Linked DNA regions of Homo sapiens: regions 2 and 3 are each linked to region 1. A link is a loop called in an ENCODE intact Hi-C map of the cell type or tissue named here. Cell type or tissue: endothelial cell of umbilical vein. All regions are shown on one strand.

The links. Peaks named below come from ENCODE experiments on the same cell type or tissue, not always from the same donor. Only the 100,000 strongest peaks of a DNase experiment are listed, where the experiment ranks them.
Region 2: it touches region 1 in a loop (4-fold over the local background); 2 of 110 quality-filtered maps call a loop at or near these places.
Region 3: it touches region 1 in a loop (8-fold over the local background); 25 of 110 quality-filtered maps call a loop at or near these places.

Annotation. Positions count from the first base shown.
Region 1 is chr18:21,894,554-21,902,553 of GRCh38, forward strand. LOC105372016 (a long non-coding RNA gene) reads left to right here and starts at 2,380. Exons shown (of 4, transcript XR_935276.3): 1 at 2,380-2,663. In endothelial cell of umbilical vein, a CTCF peak has its summit at 3,351 (motif pointing right); a DNase peak (open chromatin) is centred at 3,358.
Region 2 is chr18:22,979,226-22,987,225 of GRCh38, forward strand. RBBP8 (RB binding protein 8, endonuclease) reads left to right here. Exons shown (of 19, transcript NM_002894.3): 7 at 2,993-3,168; 8 at 5,661-5,765. Among named protein-coding and RNA genes, the nearest start is that of RBBP8-AS1, 49 kb to the left of the region's middle. In endothelial cell of umbilical vein, a CTCF peak has its summit at 4,193 (motif pointing left); a DNase peak (open chromatin) is centred at 4,146.
Region 3 is chr18:21,951,537-21,959,536 of GRCh38, forward strand. No RefSeq gene overlaps it. Among named protein-coding and RNA genes, the nearest start is that of LINC01900, 26 kb to the right of the region's middle. In endothelial cell of umbilical vein, a CTCF peak has its summit at 4,710 (motif pointing left); a DNase peak (open chromatin) is centred at 4,685; H3K27me3 peaks cover 426 bases.

The DNA.
Region 1 (8,000 bases):
TTCTTGTTTCTGAAATGCCTGACCTGAAATAAAACATTGCTCCAAGAAGTCCTGATTCTGTTTAAGGAAATGACATTTAGAGATCACAATGTGGGTATCAGGGGCGTCAGTGCTACTGGGCTGGTCATTATTTCTTAGACTTTTTCTTTTCAGTGGAAAGAGCTAAGAATGTTTTCTGTTTGTTTGATTTTTTTAAAGAGACAGAGTCTTACGCTGTTGCTCAAGCTGGAGTGCAGTGATGCAATCATAGTTCACCGTAGCCTTGAACTACTTGGCTCAAGTACTTGGCTCCTTCTGCCTTAGCCTTCCAAGTGGCTAGGACTACAGGTGCGTGCCACCATGCCTGACTAATTTTTTATTTTTTGTAGAGTTGGGATCTTGCTGTGTTGCCAAGGCTGGTCTCAAACCCCTGTCCTCAAGCAATCCTCCTTCTTTGGCCTTTCAAAATATTGGGATTATTGGTGTAAACCACCAAACCCAGTTGGCTAAGAATATTTTAAAGAAAAAAAATAAGTGAGTTCAAACTGAACTTTGCAATTCAAATTCAGGACTGCTTACAACTTTATTGATTTTTTTTTTTTTTTGAAACAGAGTTTTGCTCTTGTTGCCCAGGCTGGAGTGCAGCGGGCACTCCAGCTCACTGCAAACTCTGCCTCCCAGCTTCAAGCAATTCTCCTGCTGCAGCCTCCTGAGTAGCTTGGATTATAGGTGCCAGCCACCACTCCCAGCTAATTTTTTGTATTTTTAGTAGAGATGGGGTTTCATCATGTTGGCCAGGCTGGTCTCAAACTCCTGACCTCAGGTGATCCACTTGCCTTGGCCTCCCAAAGTGCTGGGATTACAGGCATGAGCCACTGTACCCAGCCACCTTATTGATCTTATACCTACATTTCTTTTTAAAAAATGTTTTAAAAATTATTTGATTTATTGTACAATAACAATATTAATGTTATCAACAATATGATTTCCGAAAAGTTGAATTTTTTTGTTTGGCTCTATCATTAGGGTGTATCTAACTAGAGATAGATCATCAAATTATCGTGTTTTACAGTCTGTTGGTATAGTATCTGTGTAGTTATGCTATCAACTGGGTGCAGAAGTTTAATTTTACTTTTGGATATTAAGAATTATTTTATTAATTCATTTATTAATTTCATTTTAAATTATGAAAAATATGTACACTGTTCCAAAGTCAGTTCTCCAAAACAATATATTCAAAGAAGTCTATCTTCCTATTTTTCTTTCTTTTTTAAATGATGATAATGATTATTACCCAGACTGCTCATCTGCAAGGAAGAAGTCTCTCTTCTATCCCTGTTTCTTCCACTCAGCTCCTCATTCTCCTATAAACAATAGTATAGTTTATTAATTTTTTAGTAGAGACAGTGTTTAATGTATTTTTAGTAGAAAAATACACTGTTTTTTATTTTAATATTATGAAATACACGCATGTATGTATTGGTATCTCCTTTCTTTTTAAAAACATACATATAGCATACATGATGACCTCATCTAACTTTTCACATTTTAACAACGATGACTTTTTTTTTTTTGAGACAGGTTCTCACTCTGATGCCCAGGTTTTGCTCTGTCGCATTCTCTGGAGTCCAGTGGCGGGATCTCAGCTTACAGCAGCCTCAACCTCCCTGGCTCAAGAAATCCTCCTACCTCAGCCTCCCAAGTAGCTTGGGACCACAGGCGTGTGCCACCAAGCCCGGCTAATTTTTGTATACATACATACATATATATAATACATACATATGTTGTATATATTTAAAATATATATATATATTTAAAATATATATATACATATATATATATTTAAAATATATATATACATATATATATATTTGGTAGAAATGGGGTTTTGCCATGTTGGCCAGGCTGGTCTCAAACTCTTGGACTCAAGCCATCTCCTGCTTCGGCCTCCTAAAGTTTTGGGATTACAGGCGTGAGCCACTGCGCATGGTCAATAATGACTTTTAATATCTTACTATACATAGAAGAACTTATTTTTTCGATTGCTCTGTAGCGGGAGACAGAAAAAGGAAAAGTCGGAGATGCTGCCATTCCAGAGCGGGGGGACCTTGGGAAGGAGGCCTGGGAGGTCAGGATTCTGGGCTGCACTGGCTTAATGAGTAGGGAGGTCAAGCAGCCTGGAAAGGTGTGGGATTCACTCCAGGGGTCTGGCCAAGTGGTTCCAAGCCAGGCAGTTCGTTTTCCTCTAACCCAGTCTCTCCAGTTTAGTTGTGTCTGTTATCCTTCAGCCCCATCTCCCCTCCCCTGGGGACGAAGGCGAAAAGAGTGAGGAGGCATTGCCCAGGCCCCTGGTACCTGCCGCGGAGGGAGCGAAGCCGGCCTTGTGCGGTCTTCCCGCGCCCCTCCTCTCCATCTAACCGTGGAACCGCCCTGCTCGGGAGCCCACTCCCCTGGAGGGCCGAGGGCGTCTTAGGCCAGAACATGAGGAGGCTGGATAAATGGGAATCGTCTCTCTCCAGTCGCAGCAAAGAGAATTTACTTGCGTAGGACCCTAGGCATTTCCTACGGGAAAAGAAGTGAAGACACGCCCGAGCTAGGCTGCCCCGCCCGCTCTACAGAAGGGGTGGTGCTGTCCGTGACCCCTCCCAACCCTCTCCACCCCGGAATGGCCTGGCCTGCACGAGGTAAGCCGGGCTGTCTGGACAAGAAGTGGTTTCCATCTGTGTATACTGTCAGAGACTATGTCAAGCCTGGTCTCTGCTGAGGAAATTGTTCTTTTAAAAGAAACTTCTGTTTTTTTTTTCTTTCAAAAGATGTGCTTTATAGTAGTGTGAAGTAACTGTCGAATGAGTATCATGATACTGAGTAAATATGGCAGCATCATGTTTAACGATAACAACAGACACTTATTTAGCATCCACTGTGGGCTGCGCACGGGCACTTTATATACACCATCTGATTCAATCATTAGCATTATGAGTTTCATTTCACCTGTGAGGATAGGGAGGCCCAGGGAGTTAAACAGATTGCTTACAGTCTTTCATTTGCCAGTAGCTGTGCTAAGATCCAAAAAATTTTTTTCTTATCTTTCCTCCCTCCCTGCCTGCTTCCCTCCTCCCTGCTTTCCTTCCTTCATTTTGTTTTTGAACACCCAAAGCCCATATTCCTGACATCAAACTCCTCCTGCCTTTGATGAGAACTCTGAAGAGTGTCAGGAAAGAAGTTGATCTGAGAAGTAACTGTAAAGAGTTTCGAGTTGAATGGGAAGAACTCGGGCAGTTAGTAACCTACCTCACCTTTCTGTTCCTTGAATTTTTCGGGTGAAGGACTGCAGGAGAACATGTTCCCCAAACTGGGATGTTTATTGGATGCACCAACCTCTTCTCCCACAAGGGGTCAGTAAAATCCCCTTAGTGAATAGAATGAAGCCCTGCTCCTCCCTGGCTTAGCGTTGGGGCAGTGAGGATCATTGCATTGGTGAATGGACCTCTGACCTTTACACGTTCTCCTCTCCATCACCTGGCTTTACTCAAGCTGAATTCATCCAGCGCTTGCACTCCATCCTCATGCTACCATGTGGTGGGAAACAAAGGGACAGAGAGCTCCAATTCATTCTTTTTTTTTTTCCCTTAGGGTTGGGGTCTTGCTTTTTTGCCCAGGAGGGCATGCAGTGGCATGATTATGGCTCACTGCAGCCTCAAACTCCTGGGCTCAAGCGATTCTCCTGCCACCACCTCCTTTCAAAGTGCTGGGATTACAGGTGTGAACCACCGTGCCCAGCCCTAATTCATTCTTTACTTTTAGTTTAGAGTAGTGTTTCATTTAAAAATTGCTGTACATAAAATATAATCACAAATGATTTCTCAAAATTCTGTATCTTGCAATTATTGTAACTGGATAAGGGTTTAGAACAAGAGAAGACATGTCTAAGTCTAATAATAATATAGTGAATATTTACGAAGTGTTATGAAGCGGCACTTTCTAAGTGTCTTATAAATGATAGAAACTGTGGGTCATGCTTTACGTGGCATTTGAACTCTGGCATTCTGGTCCCAGAGTTCCTGGCCCCTAAGCATCATAACATACTGCCTGTCTACCAGAGAAACAAAAATCAGTGTTTTCCATGGTCCTGGCAAGGATGATTATCAGTTCTATAAGCTAATATGGACATTCAGGAGGTGGATCAAGGTTTTGTGAGGCCCAGAGCGTATATAATTTGGGTGTCATCTTTAGGAAGATAACAGAAAATGACAAATACAAATGTATATGTGAAAATAAATTTTTATTTAGAATGAGAAAATAAATCACAACTGATCACAATTAGAAAAAAGACTACAAATGTCTCCAAATCCAGAAAAAATGCACATTTTTATTACTGAGCCCCCTAACGTATCTAATGCTTCTTTCCCCCATATCTTTAGCTTTATACTCTTTGATTGTCTTTCAATGTGTCTGCAATTTTCTACAATCATTTTTAGTAGAGAAAATAGAAATGTAATTCAGCTGTTCCTATTAGCGTGGTTGCTTGGTAATTATTATTGATGGTTGGGATGCATAACACATAGGATTTCACACATGACTATAACTTGCTGTTTGTAGTGCTTCTGCAGTTTTATCCCATACCTATAGAGAAATTCTGAAAATTGTATTTTGTGTGATCCCCTCCAAAAAGAAAAAAAGCAAAGTTTGTTCATAATTGTATGTGCTGTATTATCAGGTATATTCGTTTTTTTTTTTTTTTTTTTTTTTTTTTTTGAGATGGAGTCTTGCTCTGTCACCCAGGCCGGAGTGCAGTGGCACGATCTCAGCTCACTGCAAGCTCCGCTTCCTGGGTTCACGCCATTCTCCTGCCTCAGCCTCCAGAATAGCTGGGACTACAGGCACCTGCCACCACGCCCGGCTAATTTTTTGTATTTTTAGTAGAGATGGGGTTTCACCATGTTAGCCAGGATGGTCTTGATCTCCTGACCTCATGATCTGCCCGCCTTGTCCTCCCAAAGTGCTGGGATTACAGGCGTGAGCCACCGCACCCGGCTAACATATTCTTCACAGGAGACAAATTCCATTTTGATTAGTTTTTTTCTTTTAATTTATTTTTTAAATAGAGATGAGGTCTCACTAAACTGCCCAGTGTGGTCTTAAACTCCTGGGCTCAAGCCATCCACCTGCCTCGGCCTCCCAAAGTGCTGGGATTACAGGTATGAGTCACCATACTCCGCCATTGACTAGTAGTTGTTAATGGAACCTTTGGCTTACCATTTTCCATGTCTGACAGTTGGAAGAATTTTTCACAGACCACCTTCTGGCTTGATTCATTTCAAACCTTTTTCCTCCACAATCTATGTACTTCTCATGCCAGATGCCATAGGACACAGTGTATAGGGATAGCCCTGGTTCTTCCCGTCATAACACTAGGCAGGGAGTGAGATGAGGGTGCTCCTAAGATAGCTTAGTAATAAGTAATAAGTGAAGAATTCACAGAAGTAATTGTAAGCCACATAAATGTATCCAACAAAACCCCAAATAAATGTACCCTCAATGCATTCTCATCTGCCTCAATGTACCTTCAGATATGCCCATGGCTGGTCCATCCCACCTGGCACAGGGAAAGAGTGGAGAAAGGAAAGTGAGAGTAGAAACAGAAAATAGTCATAACTGATAGCAGTTAAATATATTATTTTTGGCTGGGTGTGGTGGCTCACACCTGTATTCCCAGCACTTTGGGAATACAGCCGAGTCAGGAGGATCCCTTGAGCCCAGGAGTTTGAGACCAGCCTGGGCAATACAGTGAGACCCCATCTCTCTCTCTATATATAAAATAATTAGCCAGGCATTGTGGTGTGTGCCTATAGTTCCAGCTACTTGGGAGGATGAGGCAGGAGGACTGCTCAAGCCCAGGAGGTTGAGGCTGCAGTGAGCTGAGATTGTGCCACTGCACTCCAGTGTGGTTGACAGAGTAAGACCCTGTCTCAAAAAAGAAAAGAAAAAGAAAAAACAATGTAATCATGCAAATGTGAAAACACTGCTGGACCCTTCCCAAGCCTTGGAGGGCCTGTGCAAATGAGGGTCCTGCAGCCTAAGCTGCATTAACTTTAGGGCCAGTCCCTGTATGGAACATCCTTAGAGACCTAACTCACCCACCAGCCTGAGGCAGCTCCAGGGGAGTGCCAGCAGACAGCAGAGCAATGATCTCACACCCATGGCAAACAAGGACGCGTTGTCCACCCACTAATAGGACCTCACCACCTGCAGGCGGGCAGATCCCAAGGTTTCCTGATATTCCCTACTGCTGCAGTCTCTGCTTGGGACAAAGTGCATTGCTTTTGCCATGAGTCACTGTGCCAGTAAAAAAGGTTAGGGGACATTCATGTCACAAAAGCAAGCGCTCAACTGGGACCTGAGAAGAGACAGCCTTCTTGGGTCACAACTGTCCACTTTCTCCAGGTGATATGGTTTGGCTCTGTCCCCACCCAAATCTCATGTTGAATTGTAATTCCAGTGTTGGGGGAGGGACCTGGTGGAAGGTGATTGGATCATGGGGGTGGGTTTCTCCCTTGCTGTTCTCGGGGTATGAGTGAGTTCTCACGAGATCTGGTTGCTTAAAAGTGTGTGGCACTTCCTTTTTCGTGCACTCTCTCCCATGCTCTGCCATGATAAGACGTGCTTGCTTCCCGTTCACCTTCCGCCATGATTGTAAGTTTCCTGAGGCCTTCCAGCCATGCTTCCTGTGCAGCCTGTGGAACTGTGAGTCAATTAAACCTCTTTTCTTCATACATTACCCAGTCTCGGGTAGTTCTTTATAGCAGTGTGAGAACGGACTAACACACCAGGGCTCGGGGATGATGAAAGCTTTGCTCAGGCTCTTCCCTTTCTAAATCTTCCCCATCCAGTGCACATCCCCATTCTGACCCCCAGCCATGAAACCTTCCCAGCAGCTCCGAGGCCCGTGGATCTCTCCTGCATCTGAGCTCTTACAAGTTTAAAAAAAAAAAGAAAGAAAAAGAAATTCTGAAACACATATTTGTTAAGCACCCATTCTGGGCTAGCCTGCAGTTAAATCTTACTGAATTGCTTACAAAGCATTTTGCGTAAGCAGATCTCTGTTTAGTCAGATTATAAACAAATTGGTGACAGGGACCAGAATTTCTTGCTGGCAGATCCCAGTTCTGGGCTTGTCAGCACTGAATAAATACTGACTTGATTGATGTAGCTTTGTCTCCTCTCTGAGGACCAAAGCTCTTGGCAGCTTCCTCCTAAGTAGGCTGGGGACTCCCTAACTGGGTGGAGAAGGTAGGGTTATCTCCTGCAGAAATTTTAATGGAGTTCCCCCAAATCTTGCTAATGGATTCTTGGACACTCTGCAGCCTGTAGTGGAAGCAACTTTTCTTCTTCAGTAAACTGATTAGAAATTTGGATTTTTAACCAAAGTAGAAGTCTAAATCTAATTTACTGACCCTTTTCAACCCCACCCCAAATTCCTTACTTTGTGAGCTAGCAAGGTTTGAGAATGTTTGGATCAAACTGAGTATCTCATAATGCAAGCATGCATGGAGTCTCCTGGCTGGTTTTACTTTCACTTATCTTGCTCCCGTTCTGGGGGGCAGTGCAGAGAAGGGGAAAGATCAGGCTTGAGTCTCCCTCGATCTGGATTCAGTCAATACTGGCTCTGCCCCCACAAGCTGTATGAGACCTTGGCCTAAGTCATGTCACCCTCCCAGCCTTCCTTTCCTCTGCCGGAAACAGGGGGTGTCACAGAACCTGCCACATTCAGCGGCTGCGGGATTTATTTTGTAAGGATTCAGGAGGACAGTGAGGATGTGGCTGATGAGTTTGTTCCCCGTTTGTGCAGGTTCTCTTCTCTGGCTCCCAAAGCCAGTAGGTTTATTTCATCTCAACAAATGCTTGAAGCAGACACAAGCATTTGTTTCTACGCTAAGCTTCAGAGCTCTTAAACTTTCTTTTTTGAGGCAGGGTCTCTTGCTGTCACCCAGGCTGTGGTGCAGGGACATGATCACAGATCC
Region 2 (8,000 bases), 1.1 Mb after region 1:
CTGCACTCCAGCCTGGGCAACAGAAGGAGACTCCGTCTCAAAAACATAAAATAAAATTTTAAATAATTTTATGTTTATTTTATTTTATGTTTATGTTTATTTTATTTAAAATTTAAAAAATTTTAAATAATTAGACATTAGCTCTAAAGATTGTTCCTTGGTATAAAATGTAGGATTAAAGCCTACAAATAATATTGGTATCATTCAGGAAATTAAAGTGTAAATCTTTTTTGGGAAAAATTAGTCTTTGTCTTCCAATTAATGTTTCTTAAAAATCTCTGTTGGTCATAGTTCATACAGTTCTCACTATATAAGCTTTTATTTGGAAATAGTATTGCAAGTTGATACGAGTCTAATAGGACAGACTGATTTGGTCATGTAAAGCCTAAATGTCTGACAGACTGGTAACAATTGGTTGGCAAATAAGGTCAGTAATGGTTTGACATGGGAAAGTCAATTAACTTTATTTTTACTCAACATTCACAATTCAATTCAAACCCAATCTTTCAGTTACAGTTGATCCTGAATTGAGTTGGGCAAGAACATATGCCTAGATCCACACAAATTTATTCTCTAGTGGAATCTGGGAATGTCTCCTATTCACTCAACAAATGTTTACGCCATACCTACTGTATGTCTACTGTGGTAGGCTCTTGTGATTCATCGGTTAACCAAAGATCCCATCCTCTTAGAACTTATATTCTAACAGGTGAGCAATAGATACAATAAATAAATTGCAGCTGGGCGCCGTGGTTCACGCCTATAATCTCAGCACTTTGGGAGGCCGAGACGGGTGGATCACTTGAGGTCAGGAGTTTGGGACCAGCCTGGCCAACGTGGTGAAACCCTGTCTCTACTAAAAATACAAAAATTAGCCAGGCATGGTGTTGCACGCTTGTAATCCCACCTACTCAGGAGGCTGAGGCACTAGAATCACTACAACCCAGGAGGCAGAGGTTGTAGTGAGCCGAGATTGGACCACTGCACTCCAGCCTGGGCAAAAGAGCAAGACTCAGACTCAAAAAAAAATCTAAATAAATAAAAATGAGTAAATTGCATACTATGTTAAAAAGCAGTAAATGCTGTGGATAAAGTTTATAGAGCAGAATAACAGGGAACAGGAGTACTAGGGTGTGTGAAGGGAGGTTGCAATTTTAAACGGTAAAATTCCAGCAGACTTGAAGGAGATTAGAGAGATAATTAGGTATGTAGGTATCTGGGGATGAGCATTCCAAGCAGGTGGAACAATTGGTGCAAAGAACCTAAGGTGGGAGTATGCTTGGTGTGTTTGGGGAACCTCAAGGAAGAGAGTGTGGCAGGAGTAGAGTATAATAGGAAAAAAGGTCAGAGAGGAAAAATGGGAGGGGCACCATCAGGTCATGTAGGATCTTCATGGATCAAAGGACTTTGGCTTGTGTTCTCAGTGAAATGAGCAGATGTGACAGGGTTTTCATGAGATTTCATCCATATGACTTAAGTCTTTTTGGGGTTTTTTTTTTTTTTTTTGGAGACAGGGTCTCACTGTGTTGCCGAGGCTGGAGTGGAGTGGCATGATCATAGCTCACTGCAGCCTCGACTTCCTGGGCTCAGGCAACCCTCCCACCTCACCCTCCCAAGTAGCTGAGACTACAGGTGTGTGCCACCACGCCTGGCAAATTTTTTAATATATTTGTACGTAGCAATAGGGTTTTGCCTGGGCCTCCCAAAGTGCTGGAATTGTAGGTGTGAGCCACTTATGTCTTTTTTTTTTTTTTTTTTTTTTTTTGAGACGGAGTCTCGCTCTGTTGCCCAGGCTGGAGTGCAGTGGCACGATCTCAGCTCACTGCAAGCTCCGACTCTGGGTTCACGCCATTCTCCTGCCTCAGTCTCCCGGGAGCTGGGACTACAGGCACCTGCCACCACACCCAGCTAATTTTTTGTATTTTTAGTAGAGACAGGGTTTCACCGTGTTAGCCAGGATGGTCTCGATCTCCTGACCTTGTGATCTGCCCGTCTCAGCCTCCCAAAGTGCTGGGATTACACGTGTGAGCCACCGCGCCCGGCCCCAATTTATCTCTTAATAGGACTCTTGTGACTGTTGTTGAGAGTAGACTATAAGGGGGCCTAGATAAAAGCAGTAACAGAAACTCAAATTTTGAAGCCTTCTTGTAGACTATGGATAACACATTTGGTTAACAATGTGTTATTGTTAGGGTCTGACTGCTGAGATTTAAATCCTGACTCTGTTACTATTTTAGTAAATGACTTCTGTATCTTCATTTCCTCATTTGTAAAATGAAAGTAGTAATACCTCACAGAGTTGTGATAATTAAACTCATAATTTAAATAGTGCCGGGCAGTGTAAACACATAACAAAAATTGGTTGTTATCATTGTTAGTGTTCTCATCCTGTATTTGTCAAGCATGCTAATTCTACTACCATGATGTTTAACGTTCTTTCCTTTCCATATGTACTTAAAATATTCTAGTTCAGACCGCAGACAGAGCGGCTTGCCTGGACTATTATAGCCACTAATTGATTTCCTTGCCTCCTGTCCTTCTGTCCCAATCTTGCACAATACTGTTAGATTGTCACATTATATCCAAGCTCTAAAACCTTAATTTCTTTCCTCTTGCTTTCTACATTATGTGCACATTGAGCTCATGGCTCTCGTTCATGTAATTCCAGCTTTCCCTTCTCCAACATAAGTACACAGTACTGCATGCCTTTCCTCAGACTGTGGGTTCTCTCCTGATCTTGTCTGCAATTTGAAATACTTTTAATTTCACCTGAAGTGCTATTGACTATACTTTCTACTTCACTTCTCACATAGTATTTCCCACTGGGTACTGTAATCATTCGTGTACTTATCTACTTAGGTTTGGAACATTAGATGCAAGGGATTACATCCCTTAGAGCTTCATGTTTGTGTTCTACTGTAACTCCATGCCATGTAGTAAATGTTTTAATACTCATTGAATTGATTTTCTTTCCATTGTCATTCTTCTCTAGGAATGATCAACAGCATCAAGCAGCTGAGCTTGAATGTGAGGAAGACGTTATTCCAGATTCACCGATAACAGCCTTCTCATTTTCTGGCGTTAACCGGCTACGAAGAAAGGAGAACCCCCATGTCCGATACATAGAACAAACACATACTAAATTGGAGCACTCTGTGTGTGCAAATGGTAAGAGTTGGAGTTGTATTTTAGTTCTCTGGTTTTGTAAACCAGTGTTCATCTACTAGTTTTTATGTTATTCAATCTAGTGATAAGAAGATAGTCACTATTCTGGTATCCCATGGTACAACTATGAGTTTAACTTCTATTTGTAAAGTGACTGAGAAGGCGTTTTCTGCCCGTGTTATGTATAGATACGTGTCATCTATATGACATGTAAATATACCATATTTTATAAATGTAGTAAATAGTTTCTTTTTTCTTTTTATTTTAAAAATATTCCTATGTGTATATATCCAAGTGGGATAGAAGGAAAAAGGAAAGGAACTTAATGTTAATTTCTACCTCCTGTGTACCAGGTATTATGCTGAGTGATTTGCATGTATTATTGCTATGTTTTAATTCTCGTAACAGGCTTGTGAGATAACTATCAGCTCTTTTGTTTTATAGATGAGGAAAGATATGTTTAGAAAGGTTAACTCACTCAAGGTCAGCTATTATGTAGATGAGTCAAAATTCAAATACAGATCTTCTTAGCTCTGAACTTTCCTACTCTCCAGGTCTTGCCACATGGGTACTCCTGCCATTGGAGCTGTCTGTAACTGGCTATTTTTATTTGTTGTAATTTGTAGGAGTTAGTGGTAATCAAGAAATGGTGTTATAATATGTACACTTTGTGGCTTTTCAGTGACATGTTTCTAATTCCAGCCTAGTTTATCATTTCTGCTAAATGCTTTAAAACTGTCTTTTCACATAGTCCCAAAATTTGTTATGTGCCATGATACAAGTATTACTTTTAGTATTAATCTAAAGCAAACAGTAAAGACTTTAATTTTTAACCTAAACTATTTGCAACAAGGAAAGCATGGGGGACGGGGGATATATATGTACTACTATATTTGTATAATACAAATAAATTGTTGACAGTAAATATGCCTTTAAACAAATAAGCAGATCTTATTCTTAGATGTTGGAACATTGACAGTTTTCCCCCACTTTATAAGCGTTTGTATCACCATCTAGTGGAAAACAAAAGAACTGTTAAAAATCCTACACTTAAATAGGAGCTAAGTTAAAATGTAAAATCATAGATCTAAAATGAATATCCGTTGACCTTTTAGTTTGCTATCAGACAGGACATGAATCATTAAAGATAATCACTGCATAATTTACATCAGGTTTAAATTCACAAATAAGAATATCTAGAAAACAATTCCATATTAGGAAAGTCTTTTGTAACCAATATAAATGCTTCTGGTTTATTTCTTCTTTGTATGAAAGCAGCATGTAACTATTTAGAAATTTAATTCACTTGCTTTAACCTTGTTCTGATCATTTTTTACTTGGAATCTGAAATTTGGTTTTAAGATGTACGATAACCTTGAGCCATACAAATGATTTTAAAATAATTTTAAGGCCGGGCACGGTGGCTCACACCTGTAATCCCAGCACTTTGGGAGGCCAAGGTGGGTGGATCACGAGGTCAGGAGATCGAGACCATCCTGGCTAACATGGTGAAACCCTGTATGTACTAAAAATATAAAAAATTAGCTGGGCGTGGTGGCACACGCGTGCAGTCCCAGCTACTCGAGAGGCTGAAGCAGGAGACTTGCTTGAACCCTGGAGGTGGAGGTTGCAGTGAGCTGAGATCATGCCACTGCACTCCAGCCTGGGCAACAGAGCAAGACTCCATCTCAAAAATAATAATAATAATAATAATTTTAAATGCTTTAATGACTAATTAGTCCTGTTCTCTAACTTCCCTTGCTTGCTTATTTTAAGGTTTATAATGCTTTTTAATATTACTCTCAAGTTATAAATAGTAAAACCATTTCACTTTACCTTGTCCTTATTTTGGTTTTCTTTGAACTAAATCTTTAAATATTGGAGTGATTTCTGATAAAGCATGCTTCAGAGTTTCCTTCCCGAAAATAGAAACTCTAAAACAAAGATCATGGAGATAAATGATATAGTATACATTAGATTGATTGATCATTTGTTTATTGATTGATTATTTGAGATAGGGTCTCACTCTGTCATCCAGGGTGGAGTACTGTGGTGTGATCTGTAGCTTACTACAGCCTGGAACTTTTAGGCTCAAGAGATCCTCCTGCCTCAGCCTCCCAAGGTGCTCAGATTACAGTCATGAGCCACTGTGCCCAGCCCAGTATACCTTTTTAAATTAACCTGCTGATTTGTAACAAATATAAAAAGAGAAGTAACACTAAAATGTTACTACTCTAGGCAATTTGGGTTAGAAGAAGCTGTCTGTTCTAGTCCCCTCTCTCCCAATGTCTTAACTTAAACAGCTTTGTTTCTTAGTGAAATTAAAGGAGCTTACTTCTTAGAATATGATAATTATGTCAATAAAACAGTACTTATATTGGATTTAAATACAGATAATACATAAAAATTTTAAATATGAATAAATAAAAATAATTTGATAATGCTTTTCATCATCATTGTTTATTGTGTAATCTCTTATTTTTTTCTCCCCTTAGAAATGAGAAAAGTTTCCAAGTCTTCAACTCATCCACAACATAATCCTAATGAAAATGAAATTCTAGTAGCTGACACTTATGACCAAAGTCAATCTCCAATGGCCAGTAAGCAAGATACTGAGATTACTTTACAAGTTTAAAATTGTGGTTATTGGTGGGTAACAGTGACCCACAGTCTAACTTAGACAATATTTTAAAGGTATTTTCCATATAATTTTGTTTATATTACTAGTTTACTATCTTTTTCATATTGGAAAGTAATGTTATCCTATTCATATAAATATCCCTAATCATATTAATATAAATTACTAATAATTTTAAGTAAAGAAGGCTTTACTGTGATTTACTTATTTGTTCAACAAATATTGAAGCATCTGTTGTATACCAGGCACTGAATAAAACAAAGCCCTTGTCCTCATGGAGCTTATGATCTAGTTGAGGGAGAAATAAAATTTATGTCAGATAGAAGCAAGTGCTCTGAAGAAAAGTAAAGCAGGGTAAGAAGGGATATTAGAAAGCCTCACTTGTAAAGTGATGTTTGCATAGGGACTGAGGGAGGGAAGTGAGTCACGTGGCTATCTGGGAGAAGGGCACCCAGGCAGAGAAATTAGCAAGCCCGGAGGCTTTGCAGTGAAGATGCCATTTGGTTTGTTTGAGGAACATTAAGGAACCCTGTGTGGCTGGAGCAGAGTGAGTAAAGGGGAGATTGGTTTGGACAACAGGAAAAATAGAGTTACCATTTACTGAGATGGAAGACTGGGAGCCGCAGGTGTATAGGTTGGGGCGGGGGTGGTTAAAATTAGAAGTTTGGTTTCGGTAATATTCTGTTTGAAATGCAAACTCAACATTCAGGTAGAGTTTGGATTCATGAGTAGATGTGAGTTAGAATTTAGAGAAGTTGAGGATGGAGACACATATGGAGGTCATCAGCAGGTAGATGGCATCTAAGCCATGAAACTAGATGAGATTACCAAGCAAGTGATAATAGATGGGGATAAGAAGAAGTCCAAGTATTGAGCCTTGGGGAACTTCATTATGTAAAGTCATGATTTTCAACTTTTCTTTTGTTGAACAACCCCCACCCCAGCATTTTTAGACATTTCCCCCCTCCCCCCAGTCCCTTCCCTGCTGGAATTTTATTACTGCAGATCTACTGTATATCTGTTTAGGTGATACGTGTATGCATGTATGTCTGTGCTTTATACATAGTAAGGTTTTTTTTGCTCCCCCCTGCCCCGAACCATTTTTCACCCCCTTAGAGAAAATACTGTAGCTGTTGAGGTTGCGAAAATGAGTAGGAACCAACAAAACAGAGAAGGAGCTGCCAATGAGATAGGAAAACTAAAAATGATGTCCTTTAAGCCAAGTGGAGAGAGGACGAAGAGGTGATCAACTGTGTTTAACAATGCTAATAAGTCAAGTAAGATGAAGACTTCTTAGAATTGACCATGAGATTTGGTTGCATGTAGATCATTGAGTGTTAAACTAGTAACATGATAAAAATTGTTAAGGTGTAATGGTGACCATCTGAGATCGGTCTCATGTTCAAAGGAAACTAAGGACAGAGAAAGTGGAAAGAGCACACACAAACAAGTACTCCCAAGACATTTTGCAGTAAAGAGGAGGAGAGAACAGGACAGTGGCTAAAGAAGAACATGGGTCAAGGGAGGATTTTTTTTCAAGATGGAATATTATAGCATGATCGGCATTTATTTATGTTGATAGGATGATCAAGTAAATAGGAGAAAATTAATAATTCTGGAGAAAGAGGGAACAATTGCTACATCCTTAAAAAGGTCAGAGGAGATGAGATCCAGAGCCCAGTTGGGAGGGTTGGTCAAGGTTAATCACTTATTCATTTTATAATAGTGTAAAAGTTACATACTGAAAGCTACAAATCATTTTATATTAACATGTGTGTCTGTTTGTCTGTCCATGAGTATGTGTGCATGTGCATGGAGGCTCAGGGTCCAGCAAAGGGTGCTAGGGATACAACACAGAGGGTGGCAGATCCTTGCTTCTCAGCTCTCTAGAACCAATTCTGTTCTGCTGCTGCCAGGTCTTTGCTCCATTATTTGTCCTATCTTCCTTATACAGTATCTGCAGCTTCTCTGCTGGCTTATTCTTAAGTATATACACATATATGTTATCTTCCATCTTTAAAAAATAATCCCCCTTTTAATAATCTCCACCTTTAGCTACAGCTTCTCTTCAGAGGTGAAAAAGTATTAATAGTCTATACTCAATATCTCTACTTTACTAATTCCCATTCACTCCAACTCACTGTAATATGGATTCTATTCCCCAACCCCCACCTGCAAGAGAGGAGGAGAGAGCAAG
Region 3 (8,000 bases), 57 kb after region 1:
TCAGCCTCCTGAGTAGCTGGGACTACAGGTGTGCACTACCACGCCCAGCTAATTTTTGTAGTTTTAGTAGAGATGGGGTTTCACTATGTTGGGCAGGCTGGTCCCAACTCTTGGCCTCGAGTGATTTCCCTGCCTCGGCCTCCTAAAGTGCTGGGGTTACAGGCGTGAGCCACCACACAAGGCCCATCAAGCATATTTTTAAGAAACTGAGAGAAGAAAAATAGTCTATTACATTCATCTATATTTACCACTTCTATTGCTCTTCCTTTATTCCTGGTATCCCAAGTTCCTTCTGGTATCATTTCCCTTCTTTTTGAAGAATGTACTTTTAGAGCAGCTCTGCTGGCAACAAAATTCCATTTTCTTTGTTCTGAGATGGTCTTTACTTAACCTTGTATTCCTGAAGTATATCTTCACTGAATATGAAATTCTGAGTTGATAGTTTTCTTTCAGCATTTAAAAAATGCTCTTCTTCTTTCTTCTGAACTCCATGATTTCTGTGGGATATCTCCAAGTTATTTGAGTTATTGTTCCTCTATAAATAACATGTCATTTTTCTCTGGTTTCTTTTCTTTTCTTTCTTTCTTTTTTCTTTTTTTTTTTTGAGATGGAGTTTCACTCTGTCACCCAGCTGGAGTGCAGTGGCATGATCTCAGCTCACTGTAACCTCTGCCTCCCGGGTTCAAGTGATTCTTCTGCCTCAGCCTCCTGAACAGCTGGGACTACAGGTGTGCGCCACCATGCCTGGCTAATTTTTGTATTTTTAGTAGAGATGGGGTTTCACCATGTTGGCCAGGCTGGTCTTAAACTTCTGACCTCAAGCAATCCGCCAGCCTCGGCCTCCCAAAGCGCTGGGAATTACAGGTGTTAGCTACCGTGCCCGGCCCTCTGGTTTCTTTTGATATTTCAATTTTGTCTTTAGTTTTAAGTAGTTTGATGATAATATTGGGGGACATGGATTTTGGGGGTGTTTAGCCTCTTTGGGGTTTGCTGAGCTTCTCAAATCTGTAGGTTTCCTGTGTTTCACCAAAGTTGAGAAATTTCCAGTCATTATTTCTTCAATTTTTTTTTCTGCACTGCACTCTTTACTCACTTCTCCTAGCACTCTGAGAACACAAATGGTCAGCCTTTTGTTGTCGTTGCCCAGTTCCCTGAGGCTTGTCCATTCTCTCCCCAACTTGTCCATCTTTATCCTTTCTTCCTTTTTTTTTTTTTGGTTGTTTGTTTATTTTCTTGTCTTTTTGTTCCATATAGTGAAGTTCGTGGTAAACCATCTTTATTCTTCCTGTTGTTTAGATTGGGGAGTTTTTATTGATCTGTCTTCAAGCTCACTGACTCTTTCCTCTGTCATCTCCATTCTGCCATTCAGCCCCTCAGTGAGTTTTTACATTTCAGTTATTATATTTTTCAGTTCGAACACTTTCATTTGGCTTTTCTTTATATTTTCTATTTCTTTGTTGGGACTATCTATTTTTCCATTTATTTAAAGGAAGTTAGCCCTTACTTGTTGGAGCATTTTTGTAACAGTTGCTTTTAAGTCTTTGTCAGCCACAATAAAAAATGATAAAGGGAATATCACCACTGATCCCACAGAAATACAAACAACCATCAGAGAATACTATAAATATATCTATGCAAATAAACTAGAAAATCTAGAAGAAATGAATAAATTCCCGAAAATATACACCCTCCCAAGACTAAACCAGGAAGAAGTTGAATCCCTGAATAGACCAATAACAAGTTCTGAAATCGAGGCAGTAATACATAGCCTACCAATCAAAAAAAGCCAGGACCAGATAGATTTACAGCTGAATTCTACCAGAGGTGCAAAGAGGAGCTGGTACCATTTCTTCTGAAATGATTCCAAACAATCGAAAAGGAGAGAGTTCTTCCTAATTCATTTTATGAGGCCAGCATCATCCTGATACCAAAACCTGGCAGGGATACAACAAAAAAAACCAAAACTTCAGGCCAATATCCCTGATGAACATTGATGTGAAAAGCCTCAATAAAATACTGGCAAAGCAAATCCAGCAGCACATCAAAAAGTTTACCCATCACCATCAAGTCGACTTCTTTCCTGGGATGCAAGGCTGGATCAACATATGCAAATGAAAAAATATAATTCATCACATAAACAGAACTAAAGACAAAATTATATCTGTATTGAGGCATGATTATCTCAATAGACTCAGAAAAGGCCTTTGATAAAATTCAATATCCCTTCGTGTTGAAAACTCTCAATAAATTAAGTATAGGTGGAGCATATCTCAAAATAATAAGAGCCATTTATGACAAGCCCACAGCCAATATCATACTGAATGGCAAAAGCTAGAAGCATTCCCCTTGAAAACTGGCACAAGACAAGGATGCCCTCTCTCACCACTCCTATTCAACATAGTATTGGAATTTCTGGCCAGGGTAATCAGGCAAGAGAAAGAAATAAAGTGTACTCAAATAGGAAGAGAGGAAGCCAAACGGTCTCTGTTTGCAGACGACATGCTCCCGTATTTAGAAAACCCCATCGTCTCAGCCCAAAAGCTCCTTAAGCTGATAAGCAAATTTAGCAAAGTCTCAGGATACAAAATCAATGTGCAAAAATCACAAGCATTCCTATACACTAACAATAGACAATCAGAGAGTCAAATCATGAATGAACTTCCATTCACAACTGCTACAAAAAAAAATACCTAGGAATACAGCTAACAAGGGAAGTGGAGGACCTCTTCAAGAACAATAAACCTTTGTTTAAGGAAATCAGAGGACACAAACAAATGGAAAATCATTTCATGCTCGTGGATAGGAAGAATCAATATTGTGATTCTTACTGCCCAAAGTAATTTATAGATTCAATGCTATTCATATTAAACTACTATTGACATTCTTCACAGAATTAGTAAAAAAAAAAACTACTTTAAAATTTATATGAAACCAAAAAAGAGCCCGTATAGCCAAGACAATCCTAAACAAAAAGAACAAAGTTGGAGGCATTACGCTACCTGACTTCAAACTACACTACAAGGCTACATTAAACAAAACAGCATGGTACTGTTACAATAACAGACATACAGACCAATGAAACAGAATAGAGATCTCAGAAATGAGTCCACACATCTACAACCATCTGATCTTTGACAAACCTGACAAAAACAAGCAATGGGAAAAGGGCTCCCTATTTAATAAATGGTGCTGGAAAAACTGGCTAGCCTTATGCAGAAAATTGAAACTGGACCCCTTCCTTATATCTTGTACAAAAATTTAAACTCAAGATGGATTAAAGACTTAAATGTAAACCCAAAACTACAAAAGCCCTAGAAGAAAATCTGGCCACTACCATTCAGGACATAGGCACGGGCAAAGATTTTATGACAAAACACCAAAAGCAATCGCAACAAAAGCAAAAATTGACAAATGGGATTTAATTAAACTAATGAACTTTTGCATAGCAAAAGAAACTATCATCAGTGCAAACATACAACCTACAGAATGGGAGAAAAGTTTTGCAATCTATCCATTTGACAAAGGTCTAATATCCAGAATCTACAAGGAACTTAAACAAATTTACAAGAAAAAAAAATTAAAACATGTGCAAAGGACATGAACAGACACTTCTCAAAAGAAGACATTTATGTAGCCAACGTATTAAAAAAAGCTCAGCATCACTGATCATTAGAGAAATGCAAATCAAAACCACAGTGAGATACCATCTCACACCAGTCAGAATGGCGATTATTAAAAAGTCAAGCAACAACAGATGCTGGTGAGGCTGTGAAGTAGGAACACTTTTACACTGTTGGTGGAAAGGTAAATTAGTTCAACCATTGTGGAAGACAGTGTGGCAATTCCTCAAAGATCTGGGCATATACCCAAAGGAATATAAATAATTCTATTATAAAGATACATGCACATGTATGTTCATTGCAGCACTATTCACAATAGCAAAGACATGGTATCAACCCAAAAGCCCATCAATGTTAGACTGGATAATGAAAATGTGGTACATATACACGATGGAATACTATGCAGCCATAAAAAAGAACTAGGTCATGTCCTTTGCAGGGACATGGATGGAGCTGGAAGCCATTATCTTCAGCAAATTAACACAGGAACAGAAAAGCAAACACCGCATATTGTCACTTGTAAGTAGGAGCTGAACAATGAGAATACATGGACACAGGGAGGGGAACAACACACACTGGGGCCTGTCGGGGATAGGGGTGGGAAGAGGGAGAGCATCAGGATAAATAGCTAATACATGCAGGGCTTAATACCTAGGTAATGAGTTGATAGGTGCAGCAAATCACCATCGCACATATTTACCTGTGTAACAAACCTGCACGTCTTGCACAGGTATCCCAGTACTTAAAATAAAATAAAATAAAAACAAAAACAAACAAAAATAAAGTCTTTGTCAGCTAATTCCAACATCTGTGTTATCTCAGCATGTTAGTTGAGATTTTCCTAGTTCTTCACAGAGTGAGAAATTTTGTATTGTACTCTGGACATTTTGAATGTTATGAGTCTCTGGGTCTTGTTTAAAATTCTATGGAAAACATTTTATTCTGTTTTTTAACGTTAGTGGGTTATAGGTATGGTTGGGTTCAAGTTGTAAGTTCTGATCATCCTTCAGTGGTGTGTGGTTTCAATGTTCCACTAACACGCACTGCTATTCAGAGCAGTCCTGCATGTGCGCCACCTGGTGGCCAGTCTAGGCAGTCTAGGAGGTGGGACATGGTTCACCTCATAGTTTACAGTTGTATCTCAAAGCTTTTGATATACTGTTTAGGGTCAGATTCATGAATGTTCCACTTGTGGATAAACCCAGGGATTCTTAAACAACTTTATCAAGTCCCTTTCCCTAATACCTCCCTCTCTATAATGTCCCTAGTACTTTCTGAGTCCTGGGCTCCCCTTTTCAGTCCTCCAACCTGAAGAAAAACAAAAAAGAAATGGGGGATTTCTCCCTCTCCTTTGAGCATTAGGAGACCACGCCCTTGAGCCAGAACCAGAGGGTTTCTCTTGGACTTCTCTCCATTCATGCAGACGCCCATGTCCAGGTTCCACACTACCTTACACCTAGTCTGGGCAACACTGAAGCGAAAAATACAGTAGACTCACCACCCATTCAGAGGTACTTTAAAGTCTGGTCTTCCTTTCTGGTCTATCTGCTACTAGATGCTCACAGTATCCAAGTCATTGTGCCGTGCATTCTGTCCAGGTTTATCGCTTCATCCGGTGGGGGGATAGGGTCATAACTACATGACTCAAAACTCAGCCCCATCTTACCTGAAACCTGGGCTGAGTTTTGAATCATGTAGTTAATCTAATTAATACTGATTAATGGATACTTGGGCTATTCTTCCTGCCTTTTAAATTGTCGTGTTTCTGGAATCTGTTTTAATATTCTTATCTTATCCCTTCATAACACTGGTTCTCACCTTGGGTTTTCATTAGAATCACCTACACAGATTAAAAAAAAAAAGTTGATGTCCAGGCTACATCCCAGCCAAATTAAACCAGAATCTCTGGGAATAGGATCCAGGAATTAATACTTATATTTAAAAAAAATATTTCACACCACTTACCCCATCCTCTAATCCTCCAAACCTGTTCTTCCTATAATCTGCCTCATTTCACTTAATATTGTCACCATCCTCCAAACTCCCAAGTAAGACACCTTGGAGTTGGCCTGAACTCAGCTCCAGAATTTTTGCATTCAGGCTACCATCTGCCCTGTCATTGCCAACTCAGAAATGTCTTCAAATGTGGCTCTCATCTCTATTCCTTTTTTTTTTTTGTCACAGGATCTCACTCTGTCACCCAGGCTGGAGTGCAGTGGTACAATCACTGCTCACTGCAGCCTTGACCTCCTGGGTTCAAGTGATCTTCCTGCTTCAGTGTCCTGAGTACCTGGGACCATGGGTGCATGCCGCATGTCTGACTAATTTTTTTATTTTCGGTACAGACGGTGTCTCACTTTGTTGCCCAGGCTGGTTTCATACTCCTGGGCTCAAGTGATCCTCCCGCCTCGGCCTCCCAAAGTGCTGCAATGACAGGTGTGAGCCACCATGCCCAGCCATCTCCATTCTTTTAATCAAGCTCACGTTGCATAGCTGTGTCATTGGTTTCCCTGTCACTGGGCTGTCTTGGCAAACACTCTCACTGCTGCCAAAGGGATCTTCCTAAAAGAAGACTCTGTCAAGCCCCTTGTAAAACCTCCCTAGCGCCTCCTGCCCCCCAGTCTAGAGTCTAAACTCCTGGGCAAGGCACACGAGGCTTGCCATACTTGGCTTAGACTTCTTCTCCTAACTCCTCCCCCATCACCCATACATCTCTTTTCCCCACCTGGCAAAGACACACTGACATTCCCGAAATACCCCCGGCCCCGGAACACCTTATTGTTATCCTACTCACTTCCTACTTTGATGCCTGGCCATCTCCTTTTCAACCTTTAAGAACCAACTGAAATGTGAACCACTCGCCAGTGCTTCCCAGCTGATGTCATTACTGATCCTCCAGCTTTGGCCATAGTGTATTATCATGGTCACAGGCCGGGCGCGGTGGCTCATGACTGTAATCCCAGCACTTCGGGAGGCTGAAGTGGGTGGATCACCTGTGGTCAGGAGTTTGAAACCAGCCTGACCAACATAGTGAAACCCTGTCTCTACTAAAAATACAAAATTAGCTGGGCATGGTGGAGCATGCCTGTAATCCCGGCTACTTGGGAGGCTGAGGCAGGAGAATCGCTTGAACCCAGGAGGCTGAGGTTGCAGTGAACTGAGATCGCGCCATTGCACTCCAGCCTGGGCAACAAGAGTGAAACTCGGTCTCAAAAGATAAATGAGTCATGGTCACAAAACTCCACTGAAACTGTTTGCATGTCCGTCTCTCCCACTAGACTGGGGGCACCTTGAGGGTGGGTACTTATCAACATTTGTCTTTCTGGGAAAGCACACAGTGCCTGACTCACAGCAGACCCGCAGTGGGTGTTCAAACAAATAAATGAATATAGAGCAGACAGGGGCCCAGGAAGCAGCTCTGTGAGATTAGCGAAGTAAAAAGAAACAGGATGAAATGCAGGTATTTAAACACGGCATGAATGTTTGCAAAATGGAACAAGATTGCCAAAATTTCTAAGCTCAGACAAAGTAGTCATTTCTGGTTTAGGTCCAGGTATTGATACTACTTCAAAACCAGCCTGGGTGTTTTCTTAGCTGAAGGAAAAGGAGATGCCAGGGAAATACAATGAACTTCTGAAACAGGTATAAAGCCAGCCTCCAAGGAACTGAGGAAACGCCTCTGATCTGGAAAGTGGCATCACTTGTCAAACTTGAATTCAATTCCTGGCTCACTGCCTGCTGCTGGGGAAACATGGGCAAGTTAATTAACTTCATTGAGCCTCAATTTTCTCATCTGTAAAATGGGTACAATATTTCCTACCTCATAGGATTGTGTTGAGTATTGAACGAGTTAATTCATATTTCTAGTATGTAGTTAAGTGCCTGATAAATAGTGTTATTTTTATTTTCTGGTGATTTAGGGAATGAGTTGGCAGAAGTAGATGAAAAGAGGCATACGTCTGTTTCAGTTGGGGTCTTTATTGTCCTCAGCTCCTTAGAGGAGAAAGCCTTTGAATTCCCATGTCCTCATGTCTAGGGATGGGCTGACAGCCCAGGTTCCTCCTCTGGCTTTTGGCCACCGCTCTTGGTCCAGCTGGCCAACTTCCCCGCTCAGAGCCACAGAGCAACAAGGAGCCAGCACTGTCCCTTCATCCAGGGAAGTGCCTCATTCCTCATCTAAGTGTCCTTGACTCCTGAAATAATAGGGCAATATTTGAACATCCTATACCTAGACAGGCCCTATTTGCCAAGGACATTCTAAAAATATACTGTTGGGATTAAAAAAAAAACTTGCTGATTCTAAAGATCTCTGGAGGTGGTACCTTCTAAATTTATGTGCACAGAAGTAGCCAGACCTTGAGATGTCCATTCAAGGTATAC